2 separate regions of the Mus musculus genome follow, and region 1 is linked to region 2. Evidence: chromatin loops called from intact Hi-C (ENCODE). Cell type or tissue: heart. All regions are shown on one strand. Each heading gives the region's core, and the rest is flanking DNA. Links, peaks and the distances in the headings are about the cores only.

Evidence for each region. A loop is a pair of places that touch in the nucleus more often than their neighbours do. Peaks named below come from ENCODE experiments on the same cell type or tissue, not always from the same donor. Only the 100,000 strongest peaks of a DNase experiment are listed, where the experiment ranks them.
Region 1: a loop joins it to region 2, with 8 times the contacts of the local background. A loop is called at or near these places in 1 of 42 quality-filtered maps.

What each region holds. Positions count from the first base shown.
Region 1 is chr3:57,289,528-57,295,809 of GRCm38, reverse strand. It overlaps Tm4sf1 (transmembrane 4 superfamily member 1), which reads left to right. Exons shown (of 7, transcript NM_008536.4): 3 at 728-1,198; 4 at 2,708-2,797; 5 at 2,885-3,030; 6 at 5,941-6,121. The coding sequence starts at 1,022. Among named protein-coding and RNA genes, the nearest start is that of Tm4sf1, 9.3 kb to the left of the region's middle. In heart, for the core only: a CTCF peak has its summit at 2,836; no DNase peak of the experiment used is centred there; H3K4me3 peaks cover 416 bases; H3K27ac peaks cover 745 bases.
Region 2 is chr3:57,445,278-57,451,559 of GRCm38, reverse strand. No RefSeq gene overlaps it. Among named protein-coding and RNA genes, the nearest start is that of Tm4sf4, 23 kb to the right of the region's middle. In heart, for the core only: CTCF peaks have their summits at 2,653, 2,861 (motif pointing right) and 3,477 (motif pointing right); no DNase peak of the experiment used is centred there.

The DNA of each region.
Region 1 (6,282 bases), core at 1,255-5,254, 160 kb after region 2:
GCATTTACATTTATTTATTTCTTCAGTCCAGTTGGGAATGTGACCTCTTCACTTATTGTTAGTCTCCGTGCTGTTTAGTGGCTAGATTGTATCCTTTTCTATAGCTTTGAGATACCACTGATCTAAGCTGGAGTCTCTAGATTCTTCAGTTTTTCTCAGCTTCCTTATCTGACCTACCAAGGAAGGGCAAATGAGTCCCCTCTTCTTCCATCTTCCACCCTAAGCCGTGCCGTGGGCCTCCTTCACCTTTTCTGGCACTGCTTTGCTACACGGCATTAGTCAGGAATGTTTGAGCTGTTGTGTTGTTGGATACCATCTCTCTCTGAGGCAGATGCCCTCAGCCGCGCTGACCCAGGGAACCCAGCTATGGGATCTGTCCTGCCTAGCTAGCCGCAGGCAGAGGAAAAGAAGCCACTCTGTAATTTTCCCAGCAGCCTCCTTAAATCTGTGGGTGACAGCTTGGACACGTTGCCTCGATCAGACACGGAAATGAGCTCAGAGCTTAGGAAACTTGCCCCAGGTCGCAAATTAAATTCGTGTCAATGTAGAAGTGAACACAGCCTCAGACTGGAAACGGTCCAAAAGGCTGCAAGAGAGAGATCACAGCTCTTTCCAAGGCCCAAAGCATCCGTCTCTAAGCAGTTACTGGAAGACTGTGCCAGACTTCCCCTTCGTCTTTATCCTGTGAGCAAGCGGTATAGTGGATTAGTCATTTTCTCTCTTGCAGGTGACTGAGGATGTTTCTCACATCCTACTACTGGTTTCGTTGTCCCAAGGATTTCATTTGAAGGGCGGGGCACTCCATTACTTCCCTCCACCCCAACCGGAGTCTGAAGTCTGGACCAATGAAAGCTTAGAACCTCGTTTACTGGCACTAAGCACTGGCACTATTTAAGTGTTAGCAGGAATGGGCTGTGAGCATCGGCTTTCTCCACAAAGGGGCACGCTAACATCTGATCTGTGGAACCGCTGAGCTGAAGAAAGGGAACAGAGGAAAGCCTGCAGGACTCCTGGTGCCACTATGTGCTACGTAAAGTGTGCAAGATACATCGGATACTCTCTGGTGTGGGCTGCTGTCTTCTGCATCGTAGCTAATGCTTTGCTCTACTTTCCTAATGGGGAGACAAAGTATGCTACGGAGGACCACCTCAGCCGTTTCGTGTGGTATTTTGCCGGCATTGTAGGCGGAGGCCTGCTGGTGAGTCACTCAGAACTATTATCACTAAAACTTCCTCTCCTCTCGAATGGCAGAGAGTATTCTTCTCATGCGAAGTTTTCTATAATGCCCATCTGTAAAAACTGGATTTTGTCGTTGTTGCTGCGCTCTCTCTTTGAAAGCAGAATATTCTAAGGTTGTGTTAAACTTTTGCTGACCTTATTAGATGTTGCTTTAGTAAAATCTTTTGCCTTAGAGAGAAGTCTCTTTTCTCAGAAGCTTTTACTTTACAGCTTGAAAAATGATCACTGTCCAAGGAGACTTGAGAGACTATCGAGTTTCTGAGTGCGGGAGCAATGGTCAGTCCTCATTTGGAGCTGGAGAGAGTTGGCTGGCTCCGAGACAAAAGTTTGGGGTCTAAATTACTCTCTGCTGCTTACTTTCAGGCATCTATGACATGGGAAAACATTTAGGGAGTGAACTGGTATTTTCTAATAACTGTAAGTGGTCTCCTGAGGTTGGAGTTAGAAGCAGGTTAGCATCTCAGTCTAAGGATGGAATGTGCTGGCTTACTCTCCCTCCCCCTTACAGGTTGTTTGTTGTTGAAGTTGGGAGGAATTTCCTTGGCACAATGGGAGGTGAAGTATTAGTTTCCATCTCGACACAGATGGAATGTAGACACATTTGACTTTGTCCACTTAAAATGCTAGACTTAAGAACTGCAGAGAGAAATTTTATGGAATCGTTACTATTGCAGAGAACACTATCTCCTTTGTCAACTAAAATTAAGACGTTGAAACCTAATGGACTCCTCGTGGCATTGGCGTGGCAAATGTGCTTTGAACTTTTGGGTTTTGTTTTTTGTTTTTCGAGACAGGGTTTCTCTGTATGGCCTTGGCTGTCCTGGAACTCACTCTGTAGACCAGGCTGGCCTTGAACTCAGAAATTCACCTGTCTGCTTCCCAAGAGCTGGGATTAAAGGCGTGTGCCACCACTGCCTGGCATGTGCTTTGAACTTAAGCATCACTATCGTTCATGTTCCCACAATCAGTGCAAATAATACAAGTGAGCATACTCACTGTTTAACATATAGTTAGCATCTACTCTGCTTTGCTGCTTTGGGGCTTAAATTTCAAGTAGCTCATTCTTACATGAAGAGCATCATTGCTGAGTTGAACTGGAGCCTTTGTATCTTCAAAGAAACAGATCATCTTTTTTTTTTTATGAAAAATGTTTACGTTTTCTACGTACTCAAAATGTTTCAGCCGTTCTACTCAAGATTTGATCTTCTATGTTTGATGAGGACAGATTTTACATTTAACAGTGCTGACAGTTCACATTTACAGGTTATTATTTCACACTCTGTGTGCTCACTCACTGTACATGGAAGCAAGCAAATGTAATACTTGCGACTCTTCTTAGGCCTTTACATCATTCATGATATCTGGTTGACCTAATCAGAAGACATAGATATATCTTACAGAAACGCCTGAACCCACCCATAGGGAATCAGGAAAGGCCATGGCTTGATTCTGTTTGCCTTCTGAGCAGATGCTCCTGCCAGCGTTTGTGTTCATTGGGATGGATGAAGAGGACTGCTGTGGTTGCTGCGGCTACGAAAACTACGGCAAGCGATGCTCGGTAAGCCTCCTGGTGCTGCGCCCTGGTGGATGTGCTTCGTTCCTGACACAGGATGGAGGCTCACTTCTTGCTTTTTCCTTTCCATAGATGCTTTCTTCTGTACTGGCTGCTCTGATTGGAATCGTGGGATCTGCTTACTGTGTCATTGTGGCATCACTGGGTTTGGCAGAAGGACCAAAGTGCAGCGATGCCCATGGAGTATGGAACTACACCTTTGCCAGCACTGAGGGACAGTATGTAACTGTTCTTTAACTAGTAACACATTCTTAACCACAATGCTTAAAACTAAGTTATCTATCTATCCACCCATCCAATATTTCCTTACTCCAAATCATGCAGTATGTAAGGCTAGATGGGCAGTCATGAACCTGGGGAAATTCTAATCAGTGAATATACTATTGCATATATTCACTGATTTTGTTCTTACCACGACCGTATGGAGATGCTCCCATAATTCCTTTTCTTTTACAAATGAGAAAAGGAGGCAGGGAAGGATGAAGTGATTTGTCCAAGGTCTCATTGCTAGAAAGTACTAGTGAATCTCTGAATCCAGGTTGTCTGCCTCATAGCGTTTGTGCTCAGCTAGTATGTGCTGCAAACCCCCAATGACACTCAGGTCAAATGTAGCACATTTTACTAGGTCATAGGACAGTATTATAGTATTTTTATGTATTCAAAACCTAGGACAAACAATTCTTCCACCCTATGCCTGCATATTGTGAAGCATGTATAACACACACACCCTTGATTCAAGTTACCAAGAGACAGAGCAAAGGTCTTCCCCACTACTCCAGCTTCAGTGTCGTTAAGAGAGGCCCATTGTCTTATGCTGGGATTTTCTGTTTTTAGTCAGTTATGACAGAAGAACAGAATCAGAAAAGCTGGTGATGGATGAGTATCGATTGTTCTTTCCTGACTTGCCTTCTTTAAAAGAAAAGATATTGTGTGTGTTCGCGTGTGCGTGCATGCGTGTATGCATATGTGAGTGTAGGTTCCAACAGAGTTCAGAATGAAGTGCCAGATATCCCCGGGTTGAGCTCCTTACTCACTCTCTAAGAACAGGAAGGTGTGAACTAATTTTCCCGTCTCTCAGTGACTTCATCTAGAGAATGGCAGTTGTCATGAGCATTAATGAGGCGATCCGTGTGAAATGCTCATGTGATGGCTGACATATTGTGATCACTGTCAGAATTAGTTTAGGATGAACATGAAAGAATGGTAGCCTCTGAAGAAAACCCAGTACTTATTGGAGTTGGAGTCTTAATGCCTCCAACTGTCATCAACTTTGCTCAGAACATAATGTGCTCATAGAAAATGATCTCAGGTGCATACAGGGTTATGTCTATTACTAAACAGATTTTAAGAGCTGTTTGTACATCTGTCTCACTACTCATTTATGCTTCTCAAAAAAAGGTCTTTTTTCTTCTAGATCATTCTTTATTTGAATCTGTTTAGGGATCTCAATACATAGAATAACTAACAGTTCCAAGCCACCGATTAAATTTTCAGTAGCTAAATAGAGCTAAAGAAAATTTTGACTCTGTGTGACCTGAATAACAGCCTTTGTTTTACTGACAAGCAGAAACACGGGGACAGAATGCCATATTCTTGTTCTGTTTTGATTTTTTTAGGGGTGGAGTGGTGGTGGTAAGTTTTGTCTTAAACCAACAAGTTGACTCTCTTATTGGCTCAGTGTACTGTTCCAATGTTAGATGTTTGGTTTCAAGCTGGGGCAGGAAGAAGTGATAAGAAATTGTACCAGGTCTTGTTGTTGGGTTAAGTCACTCCTGGATGTTCCCACATGATTGAATCCTACTTTACGGGGAATCCAAATTCTACTCTGGAGTAGCAGTGGCTGACATGCTAGGAAAGAGATCCAAGGCATGCCTATGTTTGTATGTATGTATGTATGTATGTATCTACATACACACATACACACACACACACACACACACACACACATGTGCGAGAAGAAATTTCTCACGTTGTGTATATATAAAGTCACATATGACCTTAATATGGTCTGGTGATTTTTTAACAAGGAGAGTTCAGGGTGTTATTTATCATTCTGTGATTTTTAAACATACACAATGTCCCAGATACTGTGCTGGTAGCTGGGTGTAAGAAGAATAGGCCCTGCCCCTGCCTGCATGGAACTGAGCCTTGCAGAGTGGGTATAAACAGGTCTTCTCTTGGGAAGGTTTTTTTTTGATGGTAGCCTTTCACTTTGTTTCCCTGATCCCCATACTTGGCATTGATGTTCTCAATCCGTGTTCTTCTGCTGGAGTCCATGTTCTTTCAGAACAGAATGCTCCTTACGGTGCAGCTCTAGCTCAATGTTGCACTCACACAGCAGCAGATCAGCCATCTTGGTCTAATAACTGAATAAAAGGTGCTCTTCATTGCTACAGAGCATGATATCATGAAAGTAAAGAGGCTGAACTCAAATCCTTCTACTTTCTATTGGGAATTAACTTTTTGCTTAAAAATTTAAAAACAATTTATATCAACAAATTTCATTTGAAAATGAAAGCCTCTTGAGTTTTAACTTGGCAGAATTTGGATACTTTTCAAAAGAGGAAAGTGCTTAATATCTTAATAAAGTGATAATTAAGATCCCAAAGTTTAAAGTATACTGTAAAATATATTTTCCAAATAAAAAATTTACTCAATAGCTTGCTCATAGACAAAGATTAAGCAATGATAAACCTGGGTAACAGAACAGAAATATGCTTTGTAAGTTTACTACCCCAGCCTGAATTGTTTCCATTTTTCCATTTTTACTTTTAGTTCACAGCCATATGATACAAGACATGGTGTTAATCATGATGCTAATATATGTTTGCTTTTCTTTCTCACAAGAAGTCATATGTCTTTTAAAGAATATAAAAATCTCTCATGTGTGAATTTTTTAACCACAGAATCCTAGATTGGTGTCAAAATTTGTGTTTTAATTTTATGTTTATCATTGGGATAATCTTTGGGCTAAACCCTTCCATTTGTTGGAACGGTGTAGCTAGCACATAACATTGTGTTAATTCATTTCCATGTTTCTGAATGAAAATCTCTAAACAATAAAGGCAAGTTATGAGATATCCTCTTAAACTGTGGCCACGTGTCTGAAGTTCCTCTTCTGTCCACAGGTACCTTCTGAATTCCTCTATGTGGTCCAAGTGCTATGAGCCCAAGCATATTGTGGAGTGGCATGTGACTCTATTTTCTATCCTCTTGGCTTTTGCCGCAGTTGAATTCATCTTGTGTCTCATTCAAGTAATAAATGGAATGCTTGGAGGCTTATGTGGCTATTGCTGCTCTCGCCAACAGGTGAGAACTTGTGGGACTGTGTGGAGGTCTAGCCCTGTAGTGGCAACAAGGCCCCATTCTTCTCCGTAAAGGCAAAACCAGGCACAGGCAACAAACTAGAACCTACTCTCACTTCATCTTTGTGGGGAGGCATTTCTTACATTCAATTTTGGCTACAGTAC
Region 2 (6,282 bases), core at 767-4,766:
AATCCAAAACCAATTAGGGACAACGACCTTCAACATCTGGACATGCAGATTTCTGATTTGGGGGCCAAATCAAGACAAAGCATTGGAACCAATTCCCAACAGAATATTTGTATATAACACCTGTGCCTCCTTTCCTACATTTTAAAGCAGCCCTAAATTGTTTATAATACATGAGATATCAGTAGCTATTGGATTGTTTGGGGAATAATGACAAGTGGAGAAGTGTGAATTCCGGAAATGAACTAGTGGGCAAAAGGAGATGCAAAAATAGAAGGAAAGAGTGGTGTGTGTGTGTGTGTGTGTGTGTGTGTGTGTGTGTGTGTGTGTGTGTGTGAATATGTATATATGTATGTTAGTAGCACAGCTTGGAATCATTTAGGCAGAAATGTCACCTTTATCCTACTGAACAACATTTCTCTAAAACCTTTCTTCTGGAAGTCAGGTACCAGGACCATTCTCAATTTTAAAAAACAACAAAAAGGAGAGACAGGTTTATATCTGTCACCTTTAGAATTCACTTAATTTGGGGGGGTCTCATTTTTTATTGTCACAACTTATGAACCATAAGCAGTGAAATCCTCTTCTTTGTTGTCTTGGTTAGCATGTGAGTAGGTTTTCTATATCTGGAAGATGGGACTTGGTGGCATTTATATACACTCATTTTCTTATAACCCACTTGTTAGTCTCCTATTTGTAACAGATTGAAGGCTGAGAATATGGCAATATTTGTGTGTGTGTGTGTGTGTGTGTGTGTAGACGTGTGTGCCATTGAATGTGGATGTCAGATGAGAATCTCAGGGGTTGGTCAGTCATTTGCTTTCCATGTTGTTTGGTACAAGGTCTCTGGTTTGCTGCTTGCTTGTGTCAGTCTAGCTGGCACAAGAGCTCCTGGGAACTGTCCTGTCTCCACTTTTCATCTCACCTTGGGCATGGTGGGATTACACAGGATCACTACCTCCCCCAACTTTCCTGGATTCTGGGGACAGAACTCAGGTCTTCACACCTGCTCAGGGAGCCTTTTATCTAACATCTTAGTTACTTCTTTTTTTTTTTTTGGCTTTTCGAGACAGGGTTTCTCTGTGTAGCCCTGGCTGTCCTGGAACTCACTTTGTAGACCAGGCTGGCCTTGAACTCAGAAATCCGCCTGCCTCTGCCTCCCAAGTGCTGGGATTAAAGGCGTGTGCCACCACCACCCAGCTCTTAGTTACTTCTTTATTGTCACAACATAACACCACAACCAAGGCAAATTATTATTATTATTTAAAAAGAAGCATTTACTTTGAGACTGCTGATTCCATAGGATGGTAGAGTCCATAACCATCAAGGTGGGGAACATGGCAGCCAGCAAACAAGCATGACTGGAGCAGTGGCTGAGAGCTTACATCTGATCCACGAGCTCCAGGCTGTGGGCAGGGGATCCGGTTTGGGGGTTAGAGATGGCTAACTGGGAATGACATAGACTTTTAAAACCTCAAATCCCATAGCGACACACCTCCTCCAATAAGGCCATGTGTCTTTATCCTTCCCACACTACCAACTGGGGTCCAAGCATTCAAACATAGGAGCCTGTGGGGCCCATTCTCATCCAAGCCTCCACATCCACTGAGCCATCTCTCCAGCTGGAGAATTTGACATTTTGACCACAGCTTTGTTCTGCATAAATTACAAACCAAATCACAGAGCATTTTATTACTACACAGACAGGAGACCCGATCTTTCTTCCCATCATTAGGATGAAAGGCTCCATCAAACATCTGGGTAAGATGATGTGAGTTAATTTGTGGGGTTTGCAAAAATTAATAGTAATTAACCCCTGATACCCTGGGTGGGGGTGGGGGTGGGAGTCATCTGTAGGATCACCCCAGAGTCAAATAAGAGCTTCAGAGAAGCAAAATGAGAGTGCAATATTAATGAAAAAAAAATCCAGAACACTTGATGCAGCATATGGAGTTCTGTAGAGATGGTGTGTATGTGTCAATGGAAGGTGTGGCAGTCTGAATAAAAATGGCACCCATAGACTCGTAGAGAGTGGACTTATTGGAGTAGGTGTGGCCTTAGTGGAGGAAGTGTGTCACTGGGAGGGTGGGCTTTGAGGTTTCAGAAGTTCAAGACAAGCCTAGTGGCTCACTCTTCCTGCTGCCTGAAGATCCAGATGTAGGACTCTCTGCTACCTCTCCCGCAGCCTATCTGCCTACTGCCACCATGCTTCCCACCATGATGACAATGGACTAAACCTCTGAACTGTAAGCCGGTTTTTCCTTTATATGAGTTGCCAGTGGGTATGGTGTCTGTTTACAGCAATAAAATCCTAATGCAAAGGGCACATGTGGGCAGTCTCCTTGACATACCTCCCCTGGGCTTCATTCCTCCAGCCAGTTCACGCATTCAGTGTCGTGCAGTTCTTACTACGTCTTAACCGAGTTTGTTAAAGTTTAGTTTCTTTATAAAATTAGCATAAGCAAGGGTGGACAATGAGAACATGGCGAAGATAAAGAGCATTGACTTGTGTAAGACACCAGTGACGTGGTCAACACACACCTTCCTTTCCTTTAGAGTATTTCCCCCCTCTCCAGGCTTCTCACGGCACTTAACATTATCTAAGGAAAGAGACTTAACTTGGTTCCCAACTGCAGTGCTTTATTATGAGTCAGAGATTTTTGTCTGCAGGTGAACCCTCAACCCTTTCATTTCTGGTTGGTTTGGTTTTTTTTTTTTTTTTTTTTTTTTTTTTAATCACTGCCATTCCTCATACTTTGTGGTTTTTTGGAGATGCGTTTTTTCATGGGAAGCTACTGGAGAAAAGTTGAATTCTACAGGAAGGTACCTTGGACGAAATTGCAGCCATTTAGTGGCTGAGCAGAGTGGCCACTAGAGGGCAGCAAATAGTCTTGTCTATGTATGAAGGCAACTCTGGCTCAGAGCACAGAACACCACAGAAAAGGAAAAGACATGTGGGACAGACATTTTGGCGTCCTTCTTTGCATTTAACTGTACATTCTTTGATGGAGAGATTTGTGGATTTTAGTGCTAGTGAGGTTATTAAAGACAAAGGAAACCGGAAGGAATAAAGTTTCTATAAGAGCAGGTTCACAGCGGTGTTGATGGCTCTCCTGCTATAGACATCTTAAGTCTTTAGCATAAAATTAGACTTCTTGGCTCTGCAGGAGGCCGAGGGATGGGGTTTCTCTGTTACTCAGTCAGCCAGAATGCCCTCACATTTGAGAACCACTACATTTACAGAAAGTGGGTATGTTTGCTTGCTTACTGTTTAGTTTATGACACATACAAGTATGGCTGTTCTGCATTACTGAACACACATAAACATAAAAATTAAAAACACAGACACCAAATTGAAGTTTACATGGCAACTTTCCACATGGCATCTGGAGGACAGTGGGAAGAACAGATGCTAATTAACACTATCTAAGTGACCATTCTGGTGTCATGATTTTGTTTTACTCCAGCAGTCAGTAGGAGGCAGCATGAGTCTCTGTAGAGGTTTTATTTTTGCTTCAACGATGTCCTCTGAAGTTCTATCTTTATCTCCCCCTCTCTGTTTTTCTGCCATCTCACAATGTAACATCTTTAAAGATTGACTTTTGTGTATATGACTCTTTTGCCTACATGTATGCCTGTGCACTATGTGCATGCTTGGTGCTCTTGGAGGCCAGGAGAAGGCACTAGACCCCCTGGAACTGGTTGTCTGGAAGAGAAGTCAGGCTTCTTATTGACGGAGTTATCTCTCCAGTCCCCCATTACTAACATTTGATGTTTGAAAATGTCATATTTTACTACATATGATCTTAAATGTTCCTCAAGGGTCCATGTGTTAAGGGCTTTCTGTTTCTCCTGAGCAGGATAACTTAGTTCCATTAACATAACAGGGTTAATATCTCTTTTTAATGATCACTTACTGCATGCCTGGCCCAATGCTCAAAAGAAGCACATGCAGAGGAGCCCCCACTCTGTAGGGGAGGAAGGAGACTATACGAGGTCTGGGGTCACCCAAGTGTTTACCCAGATTTCAAAGGAAACGGTGAGAGGCCAGGCCATGTGTGGTAGGACTGAGGTCCCTGCAGGTGCTGAACAAACTATGGGAGTATAGCCTAAGATACTGTGGGGACAATCCAGGAATGTGGAATGTCCCCTGAAGAAGACTGCAGGCAGCGGCCATACCCGATCAACCGAAAGAGAGAAGCCACTTGGGCCACAAGTGGTGAGACTGTAAGTGGGCAGGAAAGGAAAGAATTGTAGGTGTTATGATATGGTATATACAGGGAGTCCTGGGAGCGTGCGGTGGAACTGGCTGCAGATATCAAGGTTGAGAAACCCTGGCCAGGCTTAAGTAACAACACAAGGGGCTGGTGAGATGGCTCGGTAGGTTAAGGTGCATGCTACCAAGCTTGATATCCTGGGTTCCATCCACATGACAGATGAAAAGAGCTGACTTCTCAGAGTTGTCCTCTGACCTCTACACGCAAACCTCCCTACATGCACAATCACTAAAAGTAATTCTTAAAAAGAAACAATACAAGAAAACTAAAACCCACTTCCCTCCTCCAAGGTTGGCCTGGAGACTTTGTAATGTGTAACCTGGGCTCAGCTGAGTGACAGCTCCTCATCCCAGCTTCAAGGGTTGCCTGGCAGCACACTAACCAGATAGGACTCTTGAGCTCCTGGTGGGCAGGGGGAAGCAGCAGCTACCTGTTAGCTCGTATGGACTATTGCTGATCCATGACCTCACCTCTATAATATACACACTGGCTCTTCAACTCTCCACTTTCCCAGGATTCCCCTTAATGCCTCTGACCTTCAAGTCCTGTGATAAAGGCTTCTCATTTCTACAGGACACGCATATCATGTATATCACAAGAATAAAGAACAGCATGTTACTCCATCCACATGAGCTCCACATCATGCCTGTGTTTCAACCACCTCTTGTTCTGTCTGATTTTTTAAAAATTTTGCTTATTTTTTAAAAATATTTATGTATTTATTATATGTAAGTACACTGAAGCTGTCTTCAGACACTCCAGAAGAGGGAAACAGTTGGGTGCTCTTACCTGCTGAGCCATCTCACCAGCCCCCTGTCTGATTTTTTTTTTTTTTTGGTTTTCGAGACAGGGTTTCTCTGTATAGCCCTGGCTGTCCTGGAACTCACTTTGTAGACCAGGCTGGCCTCGAACTCAGAAATCAGCCTGCCTCTGCCTCCTGAGTGCCACCACGCCTGGCTGTTCTGTCTGATTTTTACATCCATATCTGACTGCCTTACTGACAGCCTACAGTGAGGACCTCCTGCCCCACCATCAGACATGAAGACAGCAATCTGACTGCTTAACTGATCTTCATAATTAAGTTGTTGCAAGTGAAGTCACTGCAACAAGTATGTGTGTATTTATATACACACATAAGCATTTTAGAATTGCTATGGTGTGTGTTACAAGAATCCTGGGGGCTGCCTTGTAGTCACCAGATGATACCAGAAAAATCAAGGTCCCTTCCAGAGGTTCTTAGTAAATTAATAGTGGACTCAAATGGAAGCTCAAGAAAATAATTTATTAGAGTTTAAAATAAAACCCCAGGGCAGGCATGCTGCCAGTCTCTTTAGATGCCTGGAGGAGGGGGAAAAAAAAAGCCATGCTATTTGAATTACTGGTCTGGAGGTCCTCCACAGATACTGGCAGGCAGCCACGTGGCAGGGAGGGAGGGAAGGAAAGAGGGAGGGAGGGAGGAAGGGAGGGAGTAAGAAATTCCAAATCAGAAAAAGAATGTTTAGGTTTTGTCTAGCATTTGAAAGAAAAGGACATGGAGAAAGGGGGCGGGGGGTGTTAGGACTCAACAAACTTCACGGCAACCTCTTGGGAGTTTGCAGGGACTATGAACTAGGGTCAAGAATTCTGGGAAGGAAAAGTACAATATCTCATTAAAGGAATGAATGATTGTCTTTTTTTTTTTTTAATTCCTTATAGCTTAAGGTGAACCTGTCTTCCTAGGGCTGATCCCTAAGCCAGGTCATTAATCCTGTTCAATTGTAGGTACCCACTCAGGTCAGAGGTTCTTGTCTCCTGACCAGGATTTTTCCCCTAATGGGCCTTTAATCATAATACTTGGGACATGGAGTGTCCTTCCAAAAGGATCGGTCCTTAGGTGGTGGTATTTATTGTTGAGAGGTGAATGGATTTTTTTGAGGGTGCTAACCACCAATGGATGAATCCAATGGTGAGTTCATAGCTGAATAGGCTGCTGGGATGAGGTGCCTAGCTGAGCAGGAGGACATGGCTC